Regions from separate parts of the Homo sapiens genome. Here region 2 is linked to region 1. Evidence: chromatin loops called from intact Hi-C (ENCODE). Cell type or tissue: ascending aorta. All regions are shown on one strand. Each heading gives the region's core, and the rest is flanking DNA. Links, peaks and the distances in the headings are about the cores only.

Region 1 (5,371 bases), core at 207-5,206:
GATGTCCTCTTAGATTTGATGAAATAAAGCATTATTCCTGTGTTATAGCTGAGAAATTATAGACACATGAGGTTAAGCCACTCACCCAAGACACAGAGCCAGTACATGAAAGGGCAAGGCTTTAAACTCAGGTAATGGAGGAGGCCTGGAATCCTCGGTGTCTGTGGTAGGCCATCTCCAAGACAGTCCCCAGTGATCCTAGCCTCCTGGTGTTCACACCCTTGTGTAATCTCCACCCCTTGAGGGTAGGCTGGACCTGGTGACTTGCCTCTAAGGAACAGAATAAAGCAAGTGATGGGTTGTCATGTTCTGGGTGGGAAAGTCTATGTACACGTATCCCCAAAACCCAAGGAAGCTGAGGCCAAAGAAAGCGGCTGACAAATTCGGTTTCTTAGAAAAAACATTTCTTTTTTTGTTGTTTCTTTTTGAGACGGAGTCTCGCTCCGTCACCCAGACTGGAGGGCAGTGGCACCATCTAGGCTCACCGCAACCTCTGCCTCCCAGGTTCAAGCGATTCTCCTGCCTCAGTCTCCCGAGTACTTGGGGTTACAGGTGCCCGCCACCATGCCCGGCTGATTTTTGTATTTTTAGTAGAGACCGGATTTCGCCATGTTGGCCAGGCTGGTCTCGAACTCCTGACCTCAAATGATCCGCCTGCCTTGGCCTCCCAAAGTGCTGGGATTACAGGTGTGAGCCACCACACCCAGTAAAAAAGAAACATTTAATATAGATTTAGGAACAGAAGCCAAGTCTGTGTCTCAGGCTGCAGCAAGACGTGATGGTGGATCCCCAGGCCATAAAGCCCCAGACCCAGGGCTTATATACCACAGGGCAGGAATGTGTAAGACAAGTAAAGTTGAGACCTCAGAGAAAGGCAAGAATGTGATATGAATCTGCCTATGGGTAAGATTTCTGGTAACAGTAGATAAAGTAGAAATCTTAGAGGCATTCCCAGAATGGGGGTTAATAAGAAGTCAACATGGTGGATTAGCATCCAAGATGGAGCTGCTCTGGACTCCACATGTCACTTCTGCAGTTAGGTCCCCAAAGATCCTGGCTTGTCTTTCTCGCCATCTCTTGCTCTCACTCGCTTGCTCTGATTAAAGCCAGCTGCCACATAGTGAGATGGTCTTTGGAGAGGCCCAAGTAGCAGCAATCAACCATCAACAAACAGAAGCCCTCAGTCCCACAATCCGAAAAGAATTGAATTATGCAAACAACCACAAGAATGAGCTTGGAAGCAGATTCACCCCAGAAGGACCTGGAGAAGAGTTGACTGTAGCCTCCGAGAGATCCGAGCCAGAGACCTGCTAAGCCACGCCCCCATTCCTGACCCACAGAAACCAGGATAATAAATGTGTGTTGTTTTAAGTCTCTAAGTTTTGGGGTAATTTGTTAGATAGCAATAGACAACTAACAGTCTCCAATATTTAATGCCAGTTATTTACTGTGTTGGGTCGTGGGGACATTAAGGTGTTCTTTTAGCCTTCAAGGGGTACCTAGTCTGGTGAGGTAAGGCAGACATGTGTGATTGTGTTACTGTGTGTATTGGGTCATTGGGTGGGCTGGAGAGGGGACTGCCTATCTTACACAGCCTGGAGGTGTCAGGGCAGGCTTTTTGGGGAGGTGTCACTCACAAAGCAGAATTTTGAAAGGTGAGTAAGAGCTTGCCAGTTGCTATAGTTTGAATGTCTGTTCCAAAACTCATGTCGAACTATAATTGCCATTATGACAGTATCAAGAGGTGATTAGGTGACTGGATTACTGCAATTATCAGGAAGTGGGTTCTTGATAAAAGTGAGTTCAACCCCCTCTTGTCCTTGCTCACGTTTACTTTCTCTTACCCTTCCACCTTCTGCCATGGGATGACATAGCACGAAGGCCCACATCGGAGGCTGATGCCATTCTTTTGGACTTCCCAGCCTCCAGAACCATGAATCAAATGAACAGTTGTTTAGAAATTAACCTGTCTCTGTTACAGCAACACTAATCAGCCTAAGATACCAGGTGAAGAAGGCAGAGAAGCAGTGAGGAGGGAAGGAGGAGAACACAGATTTTCTCCCTCTCCTCAGTGGATTTGGGAAGTTGTTTTAAGACTGCATCCTTGGCAAGAGGGTACTCCGCAGCTATGTGCTTGACGCAAGAGTGAGTGATTCATCCCACCACATCTCAAAAGTCTGTGAGTCAGCCAGTTCTTCCTGGGCTCAGACCTTTGTGAGAGTGGGGATTTGAGTTGACTACGTGTGTTGAAGTGAGGGCGTTGAAGATTGTGTAATGGTTTTGTTGCTTTTTAACCAGGGTCAGGATTGACCTTTGGTGTGTTGTCAGGGTTGAAATTAAAAGGTCTGGGTACAAATCAGAGCCAGTGTTTGGGACAGGCTGGGGCAGAAGGTCAGGGCTCCTTTTTTACATTCTCTTCACACTGGCCCTGTCATAGGTCCTCTGGGAGCTGAGCCTGGCAGATTTTAAGCAACCCTTCACCCAGGGAAGATTCAGAAACGGAGCAGAAAGGATGAGGGCAAGGCCAGGCCCTAGGGGACAAGGCTAGTGTGAGCCAAGAGCTGCAGCCAGCACTTCCCTGGCCCTGAATAGGGGTGCCCTCTGCAGTACCCCAAACATGGAGGAGGCAGGACAGCTGGCTTCCAGTCCTGCCTCTGCTGCCGAGTCTGGGGAAGGAGACCTGAGTGACTGAAGCATGGGTTTTTAAAGCCCGGCTGACCAGGGTGGCCGACCAGCTCTGCCACTTAGTGGGCATGCTCTCCAGCCAGGTGCTTAATCTCCCTGATCCTCAGTTTTCTGATCTATAAAATGAGATGACAATCCCCACATCATAGGACTATCATGAGGTTTAAATGAAATCTGTGAAGGGGTTGACTCAAAACAGTGGTTAAAACAAAAAGGAGCTGGGTGTGATGGCTCATGCCTGTAATCCCAGCTAGTCAGGAGGCTGTGACAGGAGGATCACTTGAGACCAGGAGTTTGTGACCAGCCTGGGAAACATAGAGAAACCTTCTCTCTAAAATAAACAAAGAAATACATAATAAAAATAAAACAAAAAGGAGCATGGAACAGATGTATGAGGTCCCTTCAGCACTCAAATTCTACCATTCTGAGGCCAGGCGTGGTGGCACACTTTGGGAGGCTGAGGTGGGCAGATTGCTTGAGCTCAGGAGTTCAAAACCAGCCTGAGTAACATGATGAAACTCCATCTCTACAAAAAATACAAAAATTAGCCAGGCGTGGTGGCACATACCCGTAGTCCCAGCTACTCAGGAGGCTGAGGTGGGAGGATCACTTGAGCCCAGGTGGTCAAGGTTGCATTGAGCTGAAATTGTGCCACTGCCCTACAGCCTGAGCAACAGAGTGAGACCCTGTTTCAAAAAACAAAACAACCATTCTGAGGAATCTGCTGGCCCAGCCCCAAGCTTCTTTCTCTTCCTCCTGTCTTGGGGGAAAGAGTTGCTGCCAGTAGTCTCACCTTTAGAAGCATCCACACTCATGATTTCATCTTATTTTTGAAACAACCCATTTTACAGGCTGGGTGCGGTGGCTCATGCTTGTGATCCTGGCACTTTGGGAGACCGAGGTAGGTGGATCATGAGGCCAGGAGTTTGAGACCAGCCAGGCCAATGTGAAACCCCATCTCTACTAAAAATACAAAAATTAGCCAGGCATGGTGGCATGTGCCTGTAATCCCAGCTACTCGGGAGGCTGAGGCAGGAGAATCGCTTGAACCCGGGAGGCAGAGGTTGCAGTGAGCCAAGATCGCGCCACTGCACTCCAGTCTGGGCGCCAGAGAGAGACTCCATCTCAAAAAAAAATTTAAAAAGAAACAACCCATTTTACAGATGAGACTGAAAGGATCTGCCCACGGCAGTGAATACCACTGATATGGTTTGGATTTGTGTCCGCACCAAACTTCATGTTGAATTGTAGTCCCTAGCGTTAGAGGTGGTTGGCTCATGGGGGTGGATTCTCGTGAATGGTTTAGCCCCATCCCCTTGGTGCTGTTTTCATGATAGTGAGTTCTTGTGAGATCTGGTTGTTTCAAAGTGTGTAGGCTGAGCACAGTGGCTCACGCCTTTATTCCAAACACTTTGGGAGACTGAGGTGGGCAGATCACTTGAGCCCAGGAGTTCAAGGCCAGACTGGGAAATATAGCAAGATCCTGTCTCCACCAAAAATACAAAAAATTAACTGGGCGTGGTGGCAGGCACCTATAGTCCCAGCTACTCAGGAGGCTGAGGCACGAGAATCACTTGAACCCGGGAGGCGGAGGTTGCAGTGAACCAAGATCGCGCCACTGCACTCCAGCCTGGGCGACAGACTGAGACTCTGTCTCAAAAAAAAGTGTACAGCACCTCCCGCCACGCTCTCTCTTTCTCCTGCTCCTATCATGTAAGATGCCTCATCCCCGCTTTGCCTTCCACCACGGTTGGAAGCTTCCTGAGGCCTCCCCAGCAGCAGAAGCTGCTATGCTTCCTGTACAGCCTGCAGAACCATGAGCCAATTAAACTTTTTGTCTTTATAAATTACCCAGTCTCAGGTATTTCTTATTTTTATTATTATTATTTTTTGAGACAGATTCTCTCTCTGTTGCCCAGGCTGGGGTGCAGTGGCGCAATCTTAGCTCACTACAACCTCCGCCTCCTGGGTTCAAGCGATTCTCCTGCCTCAGCCTCCCGAGTAGCTGGGATTACAGTTGCCCACCACTACACCTGGATAATTTTTTGTTTTGTTTTGTTTTGTTTTGAGACGGAGTCTTGCTCTGTTGCCCAGGCTGGAGTGCAGTGGCACGATCTCGGCTCACTGCAACCTCTGCCTCCTGGGTTCAAGCAATTCTCCTGCCTCAGCCTCCCGAGTAGCTGGGATTACAGGCACACGCCACCATGCCTGCCTAATCTTTGTATTTTTTCAGTAGAGACGGGGTTTCACCATGTTGGCCAGGCTGGTCTCAAACTCCTGACCTTGTGATCCACCTGCCTCAGCCTCCCAAAGTGCTGGGATTACAGTTGTGAGCCACTGCAACCTGGCCTAATTTTTGTATTTTTAGTAGAGAAGGGGTTTCACCATATTGGCCAGGCTGGTCTTGAACTTCTGACCTCAAGTGATCTACCCGCCTCAGCCTCCCAAAGTGCTAGGATTACAGGCATGAGCCACTGCTCCCAGCCTCAGGTCTTTCTTTATAGCAGCAGGAGAACGGACAAATACAACCACCAACTCACTTTGTTCGAGGGCTTGCTGTGTGCCAAGCCCTGTGGACCACATTTAATACGCACAACAATTACCCAAGTTATTTGTCCCTCTTACGAATGAAGGAGAAAAATGTGCCCAAGGTCACAAGGCTGCAAGGAATGAAGCTACAGTTTAC
Region 2 (5,371 bases), core at 296-5,295, 61 kb after region 1:
CCATCTGAAAAAACAAAACAAAACAAAACAAAATCTGAAATTCACATGCCACTGGGCATCCTGTGTTTTATCTGGCAATCCTGAGAAGAGTCTTAGAATGCTTGAAAAGAGCTTTAAACATCATTTCTTAAAATGCCAAGCCTCCCTTTGGTGGCACTCCCCTTATAGCTGAGTGTAAGCTCTGGATGACAGGCACGTGGGTGCCAGGAGGCCAGGACCTAGGAGCGGGACGCTGACTCTCTGCAGCCCTCTCCTCTCACTCTCTTTTCCCTTCCAGTCACAGTCACTGCAGCAGACATCATGGCTGTGGATGTGGCAGAATACCATCTGAGCGGTGAGTGCCCAGGGCAAACCCCTCCTGGATCACGCCTGCGAGACCCTTACACCAGGCCTGGGTGGGAGGTGTCTGTGGGACATGAATAATTAGTCCTTGCCATTAATGTCTTCACTGTCAAGGACAGTCAGTGACTTGCCCAAGGTCAGACAGCCCGCCCTGGGGACATCAAGCTTGGCCCAGTCTGAGGTCTCCTCATCTTGCCACTCAAGTGGCTCCTTCTTGTTAAAGTGACTTTCTCTCTTTCACTTGAAAGGGTCCCCGGGGAGACCCTCATCCTGCTGCACCCTGGGGATGAGCCTGTGACTCGGAATCCACTCACCGAGGCCTTCTGTGGAGACTGTCAAGTAGCCAAGGGAAAATAAGCCCAGGAAGGTCAAGGTTAGATTCATGGGGCGTTAAACTCAGAGACCACCCAGTCCAGAGGCAGAGGTTATAGTGAGCTGAGATCACACCACTGCACTCCAGCTTTCCAGCCTGGGCAACAGAGTGAGACTCCGTCTCATCAGAAAAAAAAAGAGGCCACCCAGTCCAGGGCCATGGCTCCCACCTTGTCACCCTTTGCCTCAGCAGGGAGATGGGAGCTGGCTGGGAGATGCCTCGAGACTCCAGACATACTCCTGCAGCCCTCCCCATGGACAGCGGATGGGGTCAGAGAAGAAACATACCAGCCGTCTTTTCTCCCTTTGTTCCTCTCCTCATTCACAGATGGGAGAAGTGAGGCTTAGAGAGTAACGGGGTCAGGATGTGCACTCAGGTCTCCTGACTCCCAGCCCCGTGCTCCCCATCACTCTAGCCCCTACCCTAACGCAGCCCCTGGGGAGCCCAGGGCTGATCTGAAGGGTGTGCCCGGGAATCACCTTTCCCATCACTTTTTCCCAAAAGTGAGCCAGGGAGCCGCACTTTTCACCCTCAGGCTCACAGGTCTTGCCCCCCTGCCCCCACCCTGCCCCCTACCCGTATGGCCTTGGGCAAGTGGTGAAACCGGAACTTCTACTTACTTATCTGTAAAATGCAAAAGATGAGGCTTGCCTCAGGGCTGTTGGGAAGATTTAGAGAGCTGATGGTTGTGCAGCGCCCAGCATGGTGCAAACGCCACTCTTCCAGTGGCAGCGCTTTGCACACGCTGTTCCCCTGTCCTGGAGTCCTTCCCTGCCTCTGCCACTGCCTGCCTGAGTCCTGGCACCTGGTGGTGGGGTTATAGGTGCAGATCTGGACCCAGTCTGTCTGGAGGCAGATCTCTCCTCCGTCCCTCAGCTTCCTCATCTGTAAAATGGGGAAAACAATAGAACCAACCTCACAGGATTGCCTTGACTCCATGGGTTAATATACGTGACGTGCTTAGAACAGGGCCTGGCAAATCATAAATAGTAAGTGCTTCATAAGGGGAGCTATTCCTCCTCCTCCTCATCCCACTCGTTTCTGGTCTTCGCCTAGACCCCACTTCCAATATCACCCCAAGACTGGTATTCCATAAAATCAATAAATGAATGCGAATTGTCATTTCATGTCACCTTCCTGGGGCTTTTCCTTCTGTGCCCCCAGCCCTGCCCCCTTTTCTGCCACCCCGGGCATGGGCTCCACCCTTCAGCTCCCAAAGAGCCTCAGGCACAGGGGAGCCTGAACCTGCTTTGCCACCTGGCTGTGCCCACAGCCTGCTTAGAGACCTTGGGCCTCTGGTCCTGCCCTCTAGCCAACCCCCGGCTACTACCCAGCCCTGCTGTGACCCTGTTCCCAGGACTCCCAGAATACACCAAGCCTTAGCAGGGCGGGGCCCGGGAGCCTCCATGGATCTCTTTGTCATGGGCATACGTAGCCCACAGGTGACATTCTGTCAACAGCGGCAGGAGGAAGGAGGGTTTCTTCACAGCCCTTCCACCGTCGTTACCCATTCCTTCTGTTTTTCCCTGGTCTGCCCAGCCCGTGACTATGTGCTGCGTGACTTTTGCGCACGTCACACGATTGCGTGATTAGACCATGTTGGGGATTCATTTTTTTCCTCTCTTAACAATGCCAGAAATGTGTCTCTGCATTGCCACAGTGCCATCCTAATGACCTCAATTGTCATTCTCGAAGGCCAGTGACATTTCCTCCCAAGACAGAGCCACCAGCCCTCACTGGCCCCCTCGGTGGGACCTTCAGGCTGTCTCCAGATTTCTGCTGTTATAAATACAGCCTCGATGACTCATCCCAGACACAAAACCTGTTGGGATTTTCCCTTTAGAATAAATTCACCAGAGTGGGACCGCTGGATGGGGGATGTTCTTGTCATCCGCATTTTCCAAACGGAGTATGAAGCCCAGAGGTGCTGGGTGACTTGCCTGGAAGCCAAGGTACCGGTGCCCGGCTCTGCCGTTTCTCACCGCTGGCCTTGAGTGGAGAAACAGATGTGCTCATTACCCTTCCTTGGTCTCAGTTTTCCTCTTTTAGAAAGTAGGGCCTTGGCCAGGGGCGGTGGCTCACGCCTGTAATCCCAGCACTTTGGGAGGCCAAGGCGAGTGGATCACCTGAGGTCAGGAGTTTGAGACCAGCCTGGCCAATATGGTGGAACCCCATCTCTACTAGAAATACAAAAAATTAGCTGGGCATGGTGGTGGACGCCTGTAATTCCAGCTACTCGGGAGGCTGAGGCAGGAGAATCGCTTGAACCGGGGAGGCAGAGGTTGCAGTGAGCCGAAATCGTGCCATTGCACTCCAGCCTGGGCAACAAGAGTGAAACTCCATCTCAAAAAAAAAAAAAAAAAGAAAAAGAAAGAAAAGAAAAGAAAGTAGAGCCTTACAGGGTGCTCAGTGCTGGGAGGGCGTCAGGGCTGGAGGCCAGTGAGTCAGTGCTGTGGACTCTGGCCAAAGGCAGCTCAGCAGACAGCAGGGCAGGCTAGAGGGGCTGCCCCACTGTGTGATCCATTCCTGTGTGGCCGGGCTTCAGGGCAGCAGTGATGAGGAACTCCTCTAGCCCCGGGTCCCCTCCCTCCCTCCCCCGGCCACTCTGCCCACTCTGGGCTTTTTATACCCCTCTATTCTTCCCGCTCTTGACTTCCAGCTCCTGTTGCCGTGGCCTGGCACACTTCTTGCCCCTCCTCATATCTCAGCTTACATGTCCCTCTTCCAGGAGGCCTTCCTGGGCTGCTCCCATTCCCAGTACCCTGATCTGTCTATTTATTTGCCTGCCCCACCCCACCCCCTAGACTGCCAGCTACTTAAGGACAGGGACTTGGCCTGGGGCTGACTCAACCCTGGCTACCCATGCCCATAGGCTGCTGGCACACCAGGATGGGTGCTCAATGGATGTGCAGTGATCAATCTCATGCCCTGAGGTGCTCTTCGCACCTCTCCCCACCTTGCTTCCAGGGAACTGTGCGGGGTCGAGGCCGGGTGGGGCAGTGGTTACCCCACTTGCTTTGGGGTCTGGCTGCTAGAGTTGGGGTCCCAGCACCACCCCTTCTGGGCTCTGTGACCTTGGGCAAGTTCTTTAGCCTTTCTGTGCCTCAGTTTCCTCACTTGAATTGAGACAGACGCAGTACTAAGAGCAGTTTAGAGAACTGTATTTGCCAGCACTGTGACCTGCACAATGAATCCCAGTGTCTCCTTGGCTTCCTTTGGGGAAGCAGAGCCAGGTTTCCTGGGAGAGGGAGGCAAAACCTTGGAACGTGTATGGTCCTGCTGCGTGCCAAGCGCGGTGCTGGGGAGGACTCGCCTGCCACAGTTGAGGAGGTTGTTAATTTCCGTTTTCGGGGGCAGCAAGGCTCAGAGAGAGAAGGTTATTGACTCATCAGCAGAGCAAAAGCCTCTGAGCATCTGGATTTGTCTCCAAGCCCTGCACAGCCTGCAGCCACCTCTCACTTGTGGCTGAGTTGTTTGTTTTGGTAAGAGATTCACAGAGAGAAAAGATTCACATACCAAGCAATTTACCCACTTAAAGTGTACAATTTAATGGTTTTTAGTATATTGTGCAACCAACCACACAATCTATTTTTAGAATATTTTCATCATCCCCCAAAGAAACCCTATTTCTCCCAACTTTCCAGCCCCTGACAGTCACTAATCTACTGTATAGACTGGTGTCAATTCTGTCTACATAGATTTGCCTTTTCTGGATATTATGTACACAGGCTGATCATCCTAAATCCAAAAATCCAAATCCAAAATCTGAAATATTTTGCGGGCCGACATGATGCTGAAAGAAATGTCTATTGGAGCATTTTGGATTTCAGATTTTTGGATTAGGAATGCTCAGACTATAAGTGTAATGTAAATATCCCCAAATCAGAAAAAATCTGAAACCCAAAACACTTCTGGTCCCAAGCAACACAGGAAAGTGTATGTCTTGTTCGACATGGGATCTCCAGCACCTAGCACATAGTAGGCATTCAATAAATATCCATTCAATGTAGAAGTCGGTGCTGCTCCCCGGGTGGGGGTCTGTATCCACTAGGAAGCCCTAATGAGAGGCTGCCCTTGCCTTGCAGTCATCAAGAGCCCCCCTGGCTGGGAGGTGGGTGTCTATGCTGCAGGGGCCCTGGCCCTGCTGGGAATCGCAGCTGTGAGCCTGTGGAAGCTCTGGACGTCGGGGAGCTTCCCCAGCCCCTCTCCGTTCCCCAATTACGACTACAGGTACCTTCAGCAGAAGTACGGCGAGAGCTGCGCAGAGGCCAGGGAGAAGGTGAGGCTTCTGCTCCTGCAGGTGCACAGCGAGTGCAACCCCATGCCCCTACCATCCACTCAGATCAGTCTTCAGCCCCTCTCCCTCCGTCACCACCTCCTCCTGGTTAATGTCCTCCTTTGAAAGGGGAGTAGACCTCCCTCTTCCCCTTTCACATCTTCAACTTTTTTTTTTTTTTTTTTTTTTTTGAGATAGAGTTTCCCTCTTGTTGCCCAGGCTGGAGTGCAATGGCATGATCTGGGCTCACTGCAACCTCTGCCTCCTGGGTTCAAGCGATTATCCTGCTTCAGCTTCCCAAGTAGCTGGGATTATAAGCGTGCACCACCATGCCTGGCCAATTTCATATTTTTAGTAGATACGGGGTTTCACCATGTTGG

What was found. A loop is a pair of places that touch in the nucleus more often than their neighbours do. Peaks named below come from ENCODE experiments on the same cell type or tissue, not always from the same donor. Only the 100,000 strongest peaks of a DNase experiment are listed, where the experiment ranks them.
Region 2: it touches region 1 in a loop (1.8-fold over the local background); 6 of 110 quality-filtered maps call a loop at or near these places.

What each region holds. Positions count from the first base shown.
Region 1 is chr11:66,968,788-66,974,158 of GRCh38, forward strand. No RefSeq gene overlaps it. Among named protein-coding and RNA genes, the nearest start is that of C11orf86, 3.8 kb to the right of the region's middle. In ascending aorta, for the core only: no CTCF peak of the experiment used is centred there; a DNase peak (open chromatin) is centred at 2,194; H3K27ac peaks cover 3,111 bases.
Region 2 is chr11:67,029,845-67,035,215 of GRCh38, forward strand. It overlaps SYT12 (synaptotagmin 12), which reads left to right. Exons shown (of 8, transcript NM_177963.4): 2 at 278-334; 3 at 4,801-4,994. The coding sequence starts at 301. Among named protein-coding and RNA genes, the nearest start is that of SYT12, 9.4 kb to the left of the region's middle. RefSeq lists an enhancer at 2,404-3,243. In ascending aorta, for the core only: no CTCF peak of the experiment used is centred there; a DNase peak (open chromatin) is centred at 3,187; H3K27ac peaks cover 1,784 bases.